Regions from separate parts of the Homo sapiens genome. Here region 1 is linked to region 2. The links are chromatin loops, found by intact Hi-C in ENCODE. Cell type or tissue: PC-9. All regions are shown on one strand.

The links. A loop is a pair of places that touch in the nucleus more often than their neighbours do. Peaks named below come from ENCODE experiments on the same cell type or tissue, not always from the same donor. Only the 100,000 strongest peaks of a DNase experiment are listed, where the experiment ranks them.
Region 1: it touches region 2 in a loop (14-fold over the local background); 2 of 110 quality-filtered maps call a loop at or near these places.

What each region holds. Positions count from the first base shown.
Region 1 is chr2:20,178,503-20,181,002 of GRCh38, forward strand. No RefSeq gene overlaps it. Among named protein-coding and RNA genes, the nearest start is that of SDC1, 45 kb to the right of the region's middle. In PC-9, no CTCF peak of the experiment used is centred here; no DNase peak of the experiment used is centred here.
Region 2 is chr2:20,287,924-20,290,423 of GRCh38, forward strand. The region is part of intron 10 of PUM2 (pumilio RNA binding family member 2); the gene reads right to left. Among named protein-coding and RNA genes, the nearest start is that of PUM2, 62 kb to the right of the region's middle. In PC-9, no CTCF peak of the experiment used is centred here; a DNase peak (open chromatin) is centred at 1,298; H3K27ac peaks cover 2,319 bases.

The DNA.
Region 1 (2,500 bases), 110 kb before region 2:
TAGACCAAAGAGCCCTCGCCAAGGGCTGGGACTCTTCCCAGGAGACGAGTGCTCCTCCGACAGGGCCCTTAACAGGAGTCTGGCACCTGTCTCTATGGCTGTCTCTACTCAGTCCCAGCTAGTAGCAGCACCGTGGGGAAGCCTGGGGTAAGAGGCAGAAGGGGATTCTAGGCCTCTGATCTCTGCAACTCGCCCCCACCTAAACCATGCCAAATATACACACGCTGAAAAAAATCACACAAATCAAACACAGTGTGCCGCTTCAAGGCCCTTTTCCCACCAACTGCCTCCTTGACCCTGCCTGTCTGGGGGTCCTGGAGCCACCTGGGTCTCAGCCATGGTGGTGCTGGGCTTCTGCCGGGCAGTGAACAGCTCATGCTCTCTCCTCATCCATCGAGGGCTCTCTGGGCCCAGGGACTGGGCTGGGCATTGTTGATCTCTGTCTTTCTAACAGCAAACTCAGCCCAGAGCCTCCTCACCACCCCTCTACCCACAGTGCTCAGAGAATGTCAGTGAACATGGGCAGCATTTAATTGCCTGGCAAGTTCAGATTTGCACCTTTGATCTGCAAGCCTGGCAGGGCTGGGTGATGGGAAGAACATGGCATTTGGGTGCAGATGAACCTGGGCTTGAAACCCAGCTTTGTCATTTCTATCTTGTGACCTTCAGTAGCTGCTTCACACGTAACATCCCTCTCCATCCCTCTCCTGAGCCCAGGTGTTCTCATCTGGGAAGTGGGGAAAGTTGTACCTAATTCACAGCAGAACATGTGAGTGTACAACCAGCCCAGCCCGTCATCTGGTGGCCATGAGCTGGGAGCCGTGATGAGTGTTTCAGTCTTGGTTCGGGGCGATGGGCCTAGTAAGCACTTTATATATATCCTAATCCTCCCAACAGTCCTATGAGGAGGGCACTATTATCATCATCAACTCCTTTGTACAGCCCAGGAAACTGAGGCACAGAGAGATTATGAAATTCGGCCAAGTTCACACAGCCCATAAGTGACAGGGCTATGGTTTGACCCAAAGCTTTTGGACTCTGGGGCCCACCCTCATAGCTATGGTACTAAACTGCTGGGTGTTTACCCCAAAACAGGAAACCTACAAAGGGGTGTTCTTTGAGTCTATCAAAAATATTTACTGAGTTCCTCCTAAGGAATTAGGAGAGGTGGTCTCAGCCCCACTGCAGGCTGCTCTCTGTGGGGTCCTGGGGAGCGGCTCCGGCCCTGGGCCTGCTGGCAGAGCTTTGCTGAGACCTGGCAGAGGCAGCCCTGCCCTGTCACGTCTCCCTCCACAGCCCACTTGCCTGCCAGGGTGTTTGAACAATGATTAACCAGCAGCGGGCAGGCCAGTGCAGGCCAGGCTGGGCACGGCGGGTGAGCTCACCCCTTGCACAATGGTGGCCGCACCCGCCGCCCGCACCCACCACCCGACTCAGGGGCTGGCCCAGTGGGGCAGGGCCAGGCGGGCTCCCAGAAGCAAGAGACATGAAGCTGGAGGGAAACAAGGGACAGCCTAGCCAGATGTGCAGATGTGACTACAATCACATTTGATGCCATCCTCCCACTCCAGCCCATGCAGACTCCAGCCCCTGTTGCCAGCCATCCATTGCTGGGATGAGACCAGCCTCAAGGGAGATGTTCCTCAAACAGTGTCACCTAAGCCTGTCCCAAGCTGCTCCTGCCACAGAGCATCAGACTCCAGACTGGACTAGAGGACGCAGGAGGACCCGCCCACCCAGGCCCATGACAGACAGGGAGCCACGCCTCAGGCCCCTCCTCCCCTTTCTCCATGAACCCTCTGAGCCTTGTGGAGCCCGGTCTCTGGCCCTGGCTGCTCGGGGAAGCACAGGCATGTGCCCATACCCACACCAGCCCCTGGGCCCCTCCCTGGGAGCATCCGGGGTCTCAAGCGCCAGAGCCTGCATGGTGGTGGTGGTGGAGAACTCACAGCTCATTCGGAGCCAAATCTGTCTCCAGATTCGCGGACGTTGCCACACCTGTCCACCCCAGCCTCGCCCGAGGCTTCGGCCTTTTATTTGCTTGTTGAGTGGAGCACTAAAGTCCTTTACCCTAAGTAAACCGTGTGTCCATTTCAGATCTGGCTTCACTGCCTCAAAAGCTAGGAGGACTGAAGAAGGTTGGGATGTACATCTGGGGTTCGGGGGACAGCACTATGTGTGGGGGTGGGGAGGGGGAAAGATAATTTTCTGTGAAGGTGGGAGGGGTGGAGGTGCCTTTACCCCACTCCCACTCCCCCTCCTCAGTGTTCCGAAAAGTCTGAACCCTGCTGGTCTGATGAGGGCTCCCAGCTGATCTGAGGGCTCAGTCAGCCTTGCCGGGTGCCCCTCCAAAAGAACCTAGGAGTCTGGGTGCCCAGGTCTGGGCCTGCCGGAGCTCCCTGGCCCCTCCTCACAGCCAAGAGACACTGTGATCCTCAGACTCTCTGAAGGCCCCTCAACAATCAAAAAAGGGTGGGCTCCCGCTTATTGAGAAGTTGTG
Region 2 (2,500 bases):
GGAGTGCCTGCAACATAAAAGTAGAAATGTCTGGTATAAGGACAGACATGTATTAGGTGTTCAGAAAAGAATCCAAGATGCAGATGTAAATTCACAGGGATAATAGTTGAAAGGATTAATGCAAATATACTCTCCTGAGGAATAAGTCTAAAGTATCTCCACTTTTCCTATCTGAAACGAAAATTCAAAAAGGAAAATAACTTGGGCACGGTTAAACAATAGCTATGTGGTGGAAATACAGCAAATCTGACTCTGAAGAAGGCAGCCATTAAGCCAGACTGTCTTTTATATTTAAGGATATACATAGAGGAAGCAGAGACTGATAAAAAAGCAATGAGAGGTGAAAAGGCTATGAGTGAAATACCACTCCGCAGAAAAGAGTTACAAAGAGTTGGACACAGTCAACAGGGTGAACTGCAACAAACTGAGCATAAAAAAAGATACAGAGGAAATTATACTTTGTAACTGTCACTAAGTTATATTAGAGATACTGCAAAGGAATTATAGAGGCAGAATTTAAAAGTTATGGGATAGAGTATAAATTTTGACAAATAGTCCATGAGGGAAGCAGAGCAGAGATAAAGCTTTTTAGGATGAACAGGCAGAATAGCACAGTGGGGTTGAAAGGAAGGATTGGGAGAGGGAAAGACTAAAGATTCAAGACGGAAAAACAATAGCACACAGGATATAAAGCAGAAGAGTTAAGAATAGAACAGTAACTAGGGATCTGATAAAGTACTGAAGAAAGCTAGAAAGAAGAGCTAAAGTATGAGGCCTGAAGGAACATCGATTTTCTCAAGTGAGCCCTTTTTAGTATACACATTAGCTTTATAACTATGTAACTATTTGGATATGGAAAATGAGAATTATTTCATCATCATAGTCTGGGCACAATGAAGTAAAGAAGGCATCAAAGAAAGTTTTAGTGTGAGGGGATCATGTGAACAGCCCAAAAGTCACTGAAACATACAAATACAAATCCTAGTAAGGCCCTTCTTATGAGAGTGGTTTTTTCGTTTGTATTTCTAAAAAGGCTAAAAAGTTGTGGCTCAAAAGATTAAGTAATCCACTTTAAGACATGTTGTGTGGCTGGGCGTGGTGGCTCACATCTGTAATCCCAGCACTTTGGGAGGCCAAGGTGGGTGGATCATGAGGTCAGGAGTTCAAGACCAGCCGGCCAATATGGTGAAGCCCCGTCTCTACTAAAAATACAAAAGAAAAAAAAAAGTTGGGTGTGGTGGCACGTGCCTAAGAAATGAGTAATAGGGCCAGCATCAAGAGCCTAGGAGGATCAATGAGTTACAGGACACAGCAAACACATGCAGGCCAGAGGCACTCTTCTTAATTCCAGGTTCCACAGAGAAACTAGTTAAGCAGGAAAAATTGTTGTACTCCATAACTCCTCTCTCCGTTCTACATATAGCTAAAACCTAAGAAGAACCCAAAATAGTCTCAGTGGCCCTCAAAAACTCCCAGCTCACTTTTCAGCCCAACGTCCATGTGCCTAAAACAACTTCAGCTTCACAGTCCATTTCTCAAAAGTCTGCTTTTGCCAAGGTCTCTAATCCACAATGACTCCATGACAGTAGAGTCCAGGAAGCAAAAATATATGGCTGGGGTATAAAAAATAAAATAATGAGAATGCCACCCACTCTACTATCATTTCTACTTCAGGGACAGCAGGATGAAAATCTCTTTATCCCGTGAACCAGACAAGATGATAAATTCAGATCTTAAAATTCCAGAGAGAAAGAATAAATGTAATTGAAATAGAAATCCTTCAAACAACAAACCAAAGTATTTACAAGTACTTAATATATAAAAGAAACTCTCAATCATGCAAGTCATTATTTTTTCCAATACACTGAACACATTTCCTAAATGATCTGAATAGAAAAGTAAACTGCATTATGATTAAATGGAAATTGGAACTCAAATATCATTAGTAAGTAACCCATATACGGACAACCACTGATATACCAAAAGTGAAAAAAAGCATACTTAAATCTCCAAAAGAGAATGGCAAGTTATGCCTTATCTACTGATATTCAAATATAGCTTTAAAGTTTAAAAACAAATGCTGCATTTTTTTTACTTAGAAAACAACCGTTCTTCCTCCATTATTATTAGTGATCATTTCACAAAAAAGTACTTTGTTGCCCTTTCCCAAAAGTTGTACAGTAGCAATGGGTAGAAATTTTATACTGTAATTTTTTATACTAGGCTTTCAAAGACACATTATCGACACTGTTGCTATTAAGTTATAAATAATAGTTTTAAACGCTATAAATGGGCTAAACAAGATTAAACAGGGTTCAAAGTAAGAAACATTAGCGGCAAACTTCTGCTATTAACTAAAAGATTATTCTTATAAAGCAGGAGTGGCAAATAGATTGTCTTGCATACCAACTCTCAATAACTGTTTTACTTCTTGAAGCAATATATTAAAAATTCTGGGTTAGGATTAGATAGATGCTATAAAAAAATGGCTGTGTTGAGA